Regions from separate parts of the Homo sapiens genome. Here all the other regions are linked to region 2. A link is a contact called in ENCODE Hi-C or POLR2A ChIA-PET data. All regions are on one chromosome and are shown on one strand. Each heading gives the region's core, a stretch centred on a gene start or an enhancer-like site at or near the end of the contact. The rest is flanking DNA. Distances are from core to core; before and after follow the strand shown.

Region 1 (2,700 bases), core at 173-2,672, 330 kb after region 2:
TCGGGTCCAGCCAGCCAGGCCCCCAGAGTAGCCCAAGGCTCCAGGGGCCACAGCCAGGCCGCCCGGCATCTCTGGCTCCAGAGGCCCGGGCTGAGGCCACCCGGGGACTGCGCGGGTCCCCCCGCCCCTCCCCCTCCGTACCTCCACTTGGGCCTCCTCCCAGGCGTCCAGGCGGACGGACTTCACCTTGCTGACCTGGGGGATATTCCGGTGGATTCCCGAGCAGCTCAGGCAGATGAAGACGCCCAGAGTGTAGGAGGCCCAGTCGGGATCTGCAAGGGAAAGCCGGACGTTCACGGAGGCTCAGCCCAGGGACCCCGGAGGGAGGGTGGACGGAGCCTCGAGTCAGGAGCCCCCGGCCATGCAGTGGGGGGGGCTTCAGCGGAGACCCCCGGGTACACCAGGCTCCGTGCGCCCCACAGGCACCTAACCCCAGCTCCCCCCCCGCCCTCTGCCCGGTGCAGACGGGGCTCTCCCCAGACACCCCACGGCATCTGAGGAAGCCGATCTGCATGCACCTGCTCTGCCCCGCGGGTGCCGGGAACCTCCAGCAGAGGCCGGCCCCACAGGAGCCCATGCCCCGGGCTGGAGGGCACCCGGCACTCGTGAGGATGGGTCCACCTGCTTTCCTCGTGTCCGCTGCCCTGGGAGAAGTCTGTGGGCCCGAATCCTCCTGGGTGATGGGGCCAAGATTGGGAAATTCAGATAGGATCTGAGTGCAGGGGGTGCCTCACACCCAACGCGCTGCACACCCCCGAAGGACGGATGGTAGCCGCGGATGACGACGCACCCTGCGTGGGGTGACAGCGCCCGGCGGCCACTAACTTTGCAGGTGTGACAGCGGCGCTGTGGCTTCACCCTGCATGTGGCCTGTCTAGGGATTCCACGTCTCGATGTCTGGTTTGCCTTAAAAGGTCCAACAAAGCTGGACACAGTGGCTCAGGCCCGTAATCCCAGCGCTTTGGGAGGCTGAGGGAGCAGAATTTTTTTTGAGACATAGTCTGTTGCCCAGGCTGGAGTATGATGGCACGATCTCGGCTCGCTGCAACCTCTGCCTCCCGGGTTCAAGCGATTCTCCTGCCTTAGCCTCCCGAGTAGCGAGGCACGCACCACCATGCCCGGCTAACTTTTGTATTTTTAGTGGAGATGGGGTTTCATCATGTTGGCCAGGCTGGCCTCGAACTCTTGACCTCAAGTAATCCACCTGCTCGGCCTCCCAAAGTGCTGGGATGACAGGCGTGAGCCACTGCCCAGGGTGTGGGTGCCACAGCGCAGTCTTTCTGCTGCTGCACGTGTGAAATGTCTCATTCTGAAACGGCAAAATGTGGGGAGCGTCCAGCCCCGCCCTGGGGCGATGGCTAAGAGGGCTGCTGTGTGACTCTCCTGTTTTCTTCTGGCTCCCAACGACCCTTCACAATAAGTCAAGGGAGTGGAATGGCTGAAAGGCACCCTAGAGAGAACAGTCTCTCTGGGGGAGATGAGTCATCTCTGAACTGCTTTTATTTTTAAGTGGAGGCTCTCCTGGGTGAGGCTGGTGGAAATCGAGGCGCTTCCCCACAAGCAGGTGCGGCTGTGGACCCAAGCCTGTTTGGGGAATCATGAGTGGAGAGGACCCCACCCTTCAGGCCTGGCGGAGGATAGCCCCCCTCCCAACGCTGATCGGGGCCCACCCCTGGCTGGTGGGGGACTCCCATGCCAGGCGGCGGAGGCCCAGTGGGGCTGGGGCTGGGCCTGGGCTCTGAGTCACTGCCAGGAGGAGAGGCACCCAAGTGAGCCCCCGGCCGGGGATGGTGCGTGAGAACCAGCAGGCTGAACCTCGGATTTGGGGGTCATGCCCGGCCTCTGGGATTTGGGGGTCACGCCGGGCCTCGGATTTGGGGGTCACGCCCGACCTCTGGGATTTGGGGGTCACGCCCGGCCTCTGGGATTTGGGGGTCACGCCCGACCTCTGGGATTTGGGGGTCACGCCCGACCTCTGGGATTTGGGGGTCACGCCCGGCCTCTGGGATTTGGGGGTCACGCCCGACCTCTGGGATTTGGGGGTCATGCCTGGCCTCTGGGATTTGGGGGTCATGCCTGGCCTCTGGGATTTGGGGGTCACGCTGCACATCTGGGATTTGGGGGTCACGCCGGGCCTCTGGGATTTGGGGGTCACGCCCGACCTCTGGGATTTGGGGGTCACGCCCGGCCTCTGGGATTTGGGGGTCACGCCCGACCTTTGGGATTTGGGGGTCATGCCCGGCCTCTGGGATTTGGAGGTCATGCCCGGCCTCTGGGATTTGGAGGTCATGCCCGACCTCTGGGATTTGGGGGTCACGCCCGGCCTCTGGGATTTGGGGGTCACGCCCGACCTCTGGGATTTGGGGGTCACGCCCGGCCTCTGGGATTTGGGGGTCACGCCCGACCTCTGGGATTTGGGGGTCATGCCCGGCCTCTGGGATTTGGGGGTCATGCCCGGCCTCTGGGATTTGGGGGTCATGCCCGACCTCTGGGATTTGGGGGTCATGCCCGGCCTCTGGGATTTGGGGGTCACGCTGCACATCTGGGATTTGGGGGTCATGCCCGGCCTCTGGGATTTGGGGGTTTTCTGTCACAGCTGTTAGGCTCCCTGATTAATGAAGCCTGTCTCCCCATTAACGTGGGCTTCTTGAGGACCCCAGACCCAGCACCCCCGGATCTGGCACAGAGCTCAGTCCGGAG
Region 2 (2,700 bases), core at 201-2,700:
CGTTCCCCCGGGTGCTGTAATAACAGTAATTATTATAATACATATGCCCATAACTCACCCGGGCTACCCAACATGCCACTTTTTCATTCCAGATTCCTTACTGAGCATCCTTTGATTCCCTTAAATGTGGCCTTCACCCACACGGGCCCTGCGGATTTACCCTGCATGCGAAGGGCCTCCCACATCACAGGAGGGCCCCTGCAGGCAGCTCCTGCGCCCGGCCCCGCCCGGCCCCGCCGGGCACTCCCTGACGCCCACCCCTGCCCTGGCTGGAAAATCTGAAGTTGATGGAGGTGCTTGGTGTTCGTGCACAGCCGCCTGGGACTCACGGGACAGCCCCATAAGTCACAGCCGGTTCCCGCAGGGGGCCCGGCCATCCCACGTGAGCCTGTAGCCAGGAAGTGGGCATCCACCCACGGGGCTCAGACATCCTGGCTCTGGAGGGCCGGGTCCAGCAGAGGCCTTAAAGCTGCCTTTGTGCCTGACCCGGGGGGGCTGGGGAGGGGTAGGGACGGGCAGGGGGAGGCGCAGGGACGGGCAGGGGGATGGGGAGGGGGAAGGGGAGGGATTTGCCAGGACAATATATTTGGGGAACTCCAGTTACACGAGGGTGACCTCACTCTTTCCTTTCTCAAAATTGCCTCCCAACGTCCCCGGGCCTGGCGAGAAGCCAGGCAGGACGCCACGACGCGTCGTGTCTGAGAGAAAACCGTCTCCCCTCCACTCAGGCTTCAGCCCCGACCCCACGCTAACTGGGCCAGGGCAGGGGCTGGGCTGGGAGGGGACCCAGTGAGCTCAGGGCTGGAGGAAACGGTCCCTGCTTTGAAGTGGCTCCGGCACCGGCCTCTCCCACCACCCTGTCATGTATGAAGGAGTTACAGACGGCGGCGGGGGGAGGGGGGGTCTGTCCTGCTGGAAGGACGGAGGGAAGGGAGATGCCTCACTGAGTCCAGAGGTCGAGGGGTGGGTGGGGATTCTGCGAGGATGAGGAGGAGGAGGAGGAGGTCCCGCCAAGGTCAGCCGGGGCAGCAACACCTCCCGGCCCCTTTGCCGAGGTCCTGGCCCAGGTGGGGCTCCCGGGAGCCTGGAGGCCAACGGCGGAAAGACAGGGACCTGATCCCTCCAGCAGTCCCAGCCGCCGGCCCCTCACACCCTCACCTCTCCCAGGAAGTCCTCAGCATGCTGCCGGCTGGGGCCTGGCGCTGGGGCAGGAGGGTGGCCACCCGCGCTGAAGATGAGGACAAGCCCGGGGCGTGGGTGGTGGGCGTTTCCTCTGTGGGGTGGACGAGGCTCTTGCGGTGCGTGTGTTGGGGACATGAGACGGGGCGGGGCAGCTGCCAGGCGGCCAATGGCTTCCACACCAGGGGCCAAGAGCAGAACCCCAGGAGGGTTATCTCAGTCTTCCCGGCAGCAGTGAGCTCTGTTCGTTTTTCTGAGTAATATGGAAATGGCACGGCTCAGCCACACAAGGGCCTGGGCAAAGGTCACGGCCAGCAAAGAACACAGCCTGGGTCCTCTGAGTCCCGAGTCCACGCGATCCTGACCCGTCCACCACCCTCCTCGAGACACGACAAGTTAGGCGGGAACATAACCTGGGAGCCCCATGTCGGTTTCAGGCTCCACAAGGGATCTCTGGGTAAAGGGTTTGTCTCTTCCACATCTGTTCATTTAGGAGAAGCAAAGAACATGGAAAGCAGAATTCCTGGGGGTGGCCTCAACCCCAAGCCCTGCCGATGCAAACCGGCACCTTGAAGATGCCTTTGGAATTTAACTGGAAGATTTGAATGACATGGGCAGACACAGAAGAGGGAGAAGCATTCCACAGGGGAGGAAAGGCCTCAGTGGGGACCTATGGAGCTCCCAGGCCCACCGCAGGGAGGCAGGTCCTCGGTCATCTGCGGAGGTCAGTATCTATCAAAGCCCAGCCGCAGATAGATGAGCTGGGCCTGGCGGGGTCTTGTAGGATGTGTAGGAGTTTGTGAGGCAGAGCAGGAATGAAAGCAGAGGGGACAGGAGGGGCAGAACCAGAGTCAGGACATTCATTGGCTAATTTCCTGTTCTTGGTCCCTCTCCCCCATTAAGCCACAACCTCCCCCACACCAGAGCAGGCACCAGGTCCTCCTCGTCACAAGTGCCAGGCATAAAGCAGGCACTCAATAAACATCCAGGAAGGAGACGGCAGGGGAGGAGGCGACATGATGACTCCAGGACCCAGAGTGGAGGTGATGGGGGAGGAGGTGACACCAGGACCCAGAGTGGAGAGGGCAGGGGAGGAGGTGACACGGTGACACCAGGACCCAGAGTGGAGGGGATGGGGGAGGAGGTGACACCAGGATCCAGAGTGGAGAGGGTGGGGGAGGAGGTGACACCAGGACCCAGAGTGGAGGGGATGGGGGAGGAGGTGACACCAGGACCCAGAGTGGAGAGGGCGGGGGAGGAGGTGACATGGTGACACCAGGACCCAGAATGGACAGGGCGGGGGAGGAGGTGACACGGTGACACCAGGACCCAGAGTGTGAACTAGAAGAGGGGCTATAAGTAGTAGCATGAGATTTGGGGCTGGGATAAAGCGGTGGGTCCAGTCAGGAAGCTGCCCATCCCATACCTCCCGCAGAGGTGGCTCTGCCTTCAGCACTGCTGACCACTGGGCAGGCCTGGGCTGCCAGGGTCTCTCTGGGATCAGCCCTGCCCCATCTGCTG
Region 3 (2,700 bases), core at 176-2,675, 450 kb before region 2:
TAAATGTTTAAATGCCTCATCAGGTAGCCAAATGTACATGAAGCTTTGATTGACTTCCCAGGAGTATGGGTTTGACAAACTAAACATTGTTTATAAACTATTTTAACAATCTGTAAGTCACCACACCAACATATTTAATTTGGATCATTTTATCTTTTCCAGGATGAGTCATGGAATGCATAACTTTTAATAACAAAAGCTTTAAGGACTCACGAAGGACAAGGCAGCCATCTTGGTTCTCCATGAGTCCATGCTTAACATCGGACTTATGTCCTCTTGGGTGCCAGTTGTTTCTCCAAATTGGGCACATAGCATGGATAACTGATGGGTTATCACAGGTAATTTGACTTAGACCATGGAGTTCATTCAAATTGTATATCTAAACAATTTCAGTATAGGCTGATTAAGTATGCAAACCTGGTGAAGCATTTCCTCGGTATTCAATTAATTTTTATTCTATTTGGGTTAGCAGTTTTATAAGCCAGTCAGTCTTTTCATTAAAGTTTCAGCAATTCTTACCCAGTCCAAATGATGTGATTTTGAAGTTACTAGAAACCTGTATTCCACAGTGCTTTTCAGGGTCCTCCCCATCCGTTCACGAACCTCCTAAAAGACACCATGTTCTAGGATTTTTGTGTGCTTGTGAAGTTTTCAGAAACTACATCAGCATGAAGCAATTAACTGCGGAAATGACTTTAAATACTCAAAAAGACACAATTGACAAAGAAATTTGGTTATAACAACAACATAACCATAATTATGATCGGTAGCATATACTCAGAAAAATTAGAATTTTAGAAATCCCATACAACTTTGGAACATATATTAATATCATTCACTAAAATATAACCTGAAGAAGGTTAAATTTTTTTTTTGACACTATTCTGTATCGAAAAGTCCAAAATGTTTCTTAAAAAGTAACTAAAAAAACACTGGAGTAATTAAAGGACACTTCCTGTGCAGGGGATGGAAAAATCTCAACAAAAAAGGAGCGCAGAAGAGCCTGGCTAGGCGGGAGAACACGGTCAGGCCCGCAGGAGACGCCGCGGCACCTGCCAGAAAGAGAGCCGCAGGCCAAGACCAGGAGACGCGAGAGAGGTGGGCAGGGCTGCCCGAGAGACCCAGGCGGCCATTGCCCGCCCTGCGTCTGCGCCTGCGCCGGAGCCTCCTCCACACTGCGCCAGCGCCGAGTCCGGCCGCCTCCTCATTGCGCCGGCGCCGGGGCTTCCTCCACACCGCGCCTGCGCCGATGACAACCCGCCTCTACAGGACGCCTGCGCAACGCCATAGTCACCTCATCAGCTCCGTGCACTTACGAGTCTCTCTCTGATCGACCACGTGTTCCTGTCGGCTCACAGAGGCCGCCTCAGGGTCCTCCCCCATTGTCTTCCTCGCACCCTCCACTGTTCCCGGCCCTTCACTCTGCGCTTGCGCAGGAGTCGCTCGCTCCTCTCTGCGCCTGCGCAGAGGCCACCTCCTCCCCGCCCGTCCGCTCCCTTGGCGTCGTCTTGGGCCGCGCCCCGACCCCTTCTGTTTACGCATGCGCAGGAGCCGCCCTGCGCGGGTGGGGGGCTGAGCCCCTGTGGCTTCAGGTTTAAAGGCGCGAGCGCCACCCACGCAGGCACAAGGGCTCCTAGTCGTTTTATTTTTAGCGTAAGGTTTTCCTCTTTAACAAGGAAGTAAAAAAAAAAGTTGTGCAATAAATATTAATCGTCCTTATATGTACTCGGGAACGTTCGTCCTTTAGGTTTTCTCCTGGCGCATGGGCGCCGCCAATCATTTCGGGGCTTATTTTGGTTCTAAAGCCCGGGGCAGCCAGGCCTCCCTGCCTGGCCTCGGCGGGGACGCGGGACCTGGGGCCCCGGACCGGGCCTAACCGCCCTGGCCGGTCCCCACTGATGGTGGCGGTCGGTCCTGATCGTCCTGATGGCAGCGACCAGGCTGGACTCGGGCTGTGCAGGGGCGAGGGGAGCAGGGCGGGGTGACGCCCGGAGAGCGGCCTGGAGAGCGCGTGCTTCAGAAGGCGTGGGCACCCTGTCCCCTTTGCAGATGGGGATGCAGGCCCTGGTGGCGGTGGAGGGGAGATGGGGGCAGGGACGTTGCCGGGCAGAGGAAGCTGGGTGAGTGTGCACTTGGTCCCCTTTGCTCCTCCCTGGGACTTTGGGCTCTATAGGGCAGCCTCCGAGGCCCACGTGCACACTCGGTGAACCACAGTCCAGACACAGGCAGGGCGGCAGGCCAGGGAAGGAGAGGCCAGGTGTTGGTGCATGGAGAGGCCAGGTGTTGGCCTGGGGGTGCTAAGTGAACCCCCAAGGTCGCGGAGACAGTAGGGCAACAGCAAAACGAGCTCTGCCGTCCAGGGCGAGGGCCCGGAGTCCTCCCCAGGGGTGGGCTGCAGAGAAGCCCCTGTCCAGGCCCTGCTCACCTGCAAAGTGCTCCCGAGCTCCTGTGCCCCCAGCAGCAATCCCAGCCCCGCTGACACCCAAGCTTGTCACCCGCTGGGTTTCTTGAGGTCTGAGGACCGTGGCTGAGGGTGCATGGGCGCTGGGATGGAGGGGGATGTCCTGTCCCAGTCTGTGCTTATTAATTGTTAAAGAGGGCAAGGCTGCTTTTATTCAAGGTGGGGGGGCTGCTAAAGCGAGATGTTGGGTTAGGGGAGGCAGATCCGGCTCAACTCCAGATAGAAAAAGTGGGAATTGA
Region 4 (2,892 bases), core at 293-2,792, 350 kb after region 2:
GAAATAAAGGTCTGTGGGGAGAGAGTCTGGGGTGAGCCAGCCCAGGGGGCCACCCCCACCGCACCATTGCACGGGCCCTGTGGCCGTCCTGTCTCAGGAGACCATGGAAAGGCCGTGGGTCCTGCCTGTCTTTCCAGAAAAGCCTGTCGCTATCTCCCCTCTGGGACACCCCAGCTCCTGATGTGGCCTTTCCAGCCAAGCTGCAGCTGGACAGCAGCCACCACGACCTGGGGCTGGCAGAGACCCCTCCATCCCAGAGGGAATCAGGGACACCCCTTTTTCCGGGGTGTCCAGAGGCTGCATATTGAACCAGGGCCTTGGAGGCAAATGCAAGGTCTTCCCCCGCTCCCTCCCTGGGGGCCTCAGTCACCGCCGGTGAGTTTAGGTTTGTTCCGAGGGGCTTAGACTATTGGCCCCCAGATTCCTGGTGTGCCTGGGGTGGCGGGACTGCTCCGGCGGGGCCCTCTCTCCACAGCGCAGCCGGCCTGGGGCTGACAGCTCCCGAGCAGGGCAGGGCTGGTCTGGGCACTGGGCCCCGTTCACAGCCAATGACAGGACCAGTGGCCTGGAAGGGAGGGACTCCGCGCCTTTGGACTCCAGTGCCTTGAAATCCCACAGACCTGGGAACCGAGTCAGGGATGCCCGGCCGGGAGAACGAACGGGCGGGCGGCGGGTGGACCAGGACCTGCGTCCGGCCCCACCTCTCCCAGGCCTCACCTGTCCTGGCGCCCGCCCCGGAGCAGCCAGGTGCAGGGAGCCGGGGGCAGGGGCGCCGCTCACACCCAGGGACCCCCGGTGCGGGAAGGGCGTGAGGCATGACGTCACCGCGAGGTGGCCCCGGAGCCGGCGGACCCCACAGCCCAGCAGAGACCTCCGGCTGGCGGCCCGTTCCCTCCCTGCAGCCAGCCCCGATTTCCTCTTTCTGTGCGGAGCCCGAGCTTTCGCAACGCGGCGGGCGGTCCGCGGTGACCGTCAGACACGCAGCCCGGCGGGGGAGGGGAGGCGGCGGCAGGGGGGTTTCCGGGGGTCCTGGGGGGGGCCCCCCCGCTGCGCCCGGCCCGGGAAGACGTCCGGGTCCCCGCAGGTGCAGCCGGGCCCGGGCCCCATCCGAGCGCCGATCCGGCCCGGTGTTCAGCGCCGCCACCCCCGCGGCGTCCGCGCTCCCCCGCCCGGTCCCCGGGGCCCACCCAGGACCCGCCCGGCACCCCGCGCCCACCCCGGACCCACCCGGCCCCGCGCCCACCCGGCCCACACCTACCCGGGGCGCCGCAGTCCGCGCAGCGCGCGTTCCCCGGCCGCTGCAGCAGCTCCAGGACCGCCCTGCGCCGCTCCTTGGCCATGGCCGCGATGCGCCCGCGATGCCGATGCCGGGGCCGGGGCCGGGAGCGTCAGCCCGGCTCGCTAGGGCCCCGCGCAGGCCGCCCGCCGCCGCCGCCCCTGCGCCATCCCGGGCGGCCTCAGCCCGCGCGCCGGTTCCGCATTCCCGCCGCCCTCTGGGCTCCGCCGCCGCCGCTCGTGTCTCCGCCGCGGTCGCTGAGCGAGTGCCGGCGCGGGGCCCGGGGCGCACGCTGCGCTCTGGCCGGCAAGGCCCGCGGGCGGCCCCCAGCGGTGCAGGCGAGCGTGTGGCCTCCTCCCTCGGCCGCTCCGGCGCCCCCAGCCCGCGCGCCCCGGGGACCCGCTGGGAAATCGCCCGCCGCCCGCCCCCCATCCGCGCGCAGCGTCCCACCTGCCTGGGCGCGAGGCCGCCCCAAAACCTGGCCGGCCTGGGTGGGACCCTCGTGCCGCCGCGCGCGGTGGGACGGAGCCTGCACACCTACTGTGGGGGGCGCAGAGGGCACCTGCCGAGCCCCCCAAGACCATGGGCATGGGGGTGCTCGTGGAAGGCAGGTGTGCGTGTCCTGTGCTACGGACCAGGACCAGGGCGCTCACACCATCCCTGCCTGGGAGGGACGGCCAGCAGGTGACAAACGCCAGCGTCCCAGGGCACTGAGGCCACACAGGGCCCAGACGGAGCCTCCCCCTGAGACCCACCCAGCCGCCCACCACCCACAGATGGGACCCTCTGGGCACCCCTCCCACTCAGGCAGGCTGAGGGGCCCCGCCGGGACTTCACATGGGGGCTGACAGGTAACAAAAAACCTGGTTTTGATGTCACCTCTTCCCAGACTCGCGTGCCCTTCCTCTGCACACCCCAGCATCTTTTCAAATTCTTTCCATTTTCTTCTTGCAGGGTTAATGCAGTACACCCGGCTGAAAACAAACTGGAACATACCAGACTGAAAAAGGAAAGCCTCTCCCCACTGCCTTCCAGGCAACCACTGTTAACAAATTCCTCAGCACCTTCCAGAACGAACGTCTGAGGCCTGTAGCCTTTCATTTATTTATTCATTTATCGAGACAGGGTTTTGGCTAACGGCTGTAATCCCAGCACTTTGGGAGACCCTGGCGGGTGGATCACTTGAGCTCAGGAGTTTGAGACCAGCCTGGGCAACATGGTGAAACCCCGTCTCTACTAAATACAAAGAAATTAGCCAGGCGTGGTGGCGCATGCCTGCAATCCCAGCTACTTGGGAGGCTGAGGCAGGAGAATCGCATGAACCTGGCAGGCAGAGGTTGCAGCGAGCCGAGATTGCGCCATTGCACTCCAGCCTGGGCAACAAGAGTGAAACTCCGTTTCAAAAAAAAAAAAAAAAAAAAAAAACCAAACAAACAAACTCAAAAAAAGTTCAACTGAACCATGACTTGTTCACCCAGTCACTGGCATAGGGGCATTTAGAGCGTTTTGAATGCATCAGAATCATGGTCTACACAACCTCATCTTTGCAAGAGTTTTGTGTGGATTTGCTCTCAAAGTGGCATCGCTGGGGCAATGGTATGGGATGTGGAATGGCC

Evidence for each region. A loop is a pair of places that touch in the nucleus more often than their neighbours do. ChIA-PET counts read pairs that join two places held with the same protein, here RNA polymerase II (POLR2A). Pooled maps may share reads with other maps.
Region 1: a map with no recorded cell type shows a loop between it and region 2 (6-fold over the local background). The contact joins the enhancer-like site here to the promoter of PRKAR1B-AS1 in region 2. A Hi-C loop is called at or near these places in 3 of 168 maps with a recorded cell type or tissue (naive thymus-derived CD4-positive, alpha-beta T cell and natural killer cell), 11 of 37 single-sample maps with no recorded cell type and 12 of 50 pooled maps. POLR2A ChIA-PET finds 5 or more read pairs at or near these places in 1 of 52 experiments (activated CD4-positive, alpha-beta memory T cell).
Region 3: a loop to region 2 is called in a map of ascending aorta, with 4 times the contacts of the local background. The contact joins the promoter of LINC03015 here to the promoter of PRKAR1B-AS1 in region 2. A Hi-C loop is called at or near these places in 2 of 168 maps with a recorded cell type or tissue (ascending aorta and naive thymus-derived CD4-positive, alpha-beta T cell), 14 of 37 single-sample maps with no recorded cell type and 15 of 50 pooled maps. POLR2A ChIA-PET finds 5 or more read pairs at or near these places in 3 of 52 experiments (B cell, activated B cell and naive thymus-derived CD8-positive, alpha-beta T cell).
Region 4: a map of CD14-positive monocyte shows a loop between it and region 2 (13-fold over the local background). The contact joins the promoter of ADAP1 here to the promoter of PRKAR1B-AS1 in region 2. A Hi-C loop is called at or near these places in 2 of 168 maps with a recorded cell type or tissue (CD14-positive monocyte and GM12878), 2 of 37 single-sample maps with no recorded cell type and 2 of 50 pooled maps. POLR2A ChIA-PET finds 5 or more read pairs at or near these places in 1 of 52 experiments (Panc1).

What each region holds. Positions count from the first base shown.
Region 1 is chr7:935,234-937,933 of GRCh38, forward strand. It overlaps ADAP1 (ArfGAP with dual PH domains 1), which reads right to left. Exons shown (of 11, transcript NM_006869.4): 2 at 142-272. Among named protein-coding and RNA genes, the nearest start is that of ADAP1, 18 kb to the right of the region's middle. RefSeq lists a silencer at 1,722-1,771. Within about 2 kb of position 1,423, at least 4 of the 41 ENCODE cell types and tissues checked have a DNase peak (open chromatin) inside an H3K27ac peak, as active enhancers do.
Region 2 is chr7:601,395-604,094 of GRCh38, forward strand. It overlaps PRKAR1B-AS1 (PRKAR1B antisense RNA 1), which reads left to right and starts at 1,451. Exons shown (of 2, transcript NR_110054.1): 1 at 1,451-1,903. The region is part of intron 6 of PRKAR1B (protein kinase cAMP-dependent type I regulatory subunit beta); the gene reads right to left. RefSeq lists silencers at 139-248, 989-1,048 and enhancers at 2,144-2,193, 2,254-2,700.
Region 3 is chr7:148,013-150,712 of GRCh38, forward strand. LINC03015 (long intergenic non-protein coding RNA 3015) reads right to left here and starts at 1,426. Exons shown (of 3, transcript NR_134325.1): 1 at 1,317-1,426; 2 at 520-606. LINC03014 (long intergenic non-protein coding RNA 3014) reads left to right here and starts at 1,706. Exons shown (of 2, transcript NR_108065.1): 1 at 1,706-2,120. RefSeq lists an enhancer at 1,157-1,451.
Region 4 is chr7:953,138-956,029 of GRCh38, forward strand. It overlaps ADAP1 (ArfGAP with dual PH domains 1), which reads right to left and starts at 1,543. Exons shown (of 11, transcript NM_006869.4): 1 at 1,259-1,543. The coding sequence starts at 1,340. LOC124901569 (a long non-coding RNA gene) reads left to right here and starts at 1,717. Exons shown (of 2, transcript XR_007060178.1): 1 at 1,717-2,127; 2 at 2,231-2,353. RefSeq lists enhancers at 1-604, 1,827-2,436 and silencers at 730-939, 1,230-1,719, 1,739-1,894, 1,750-1,849.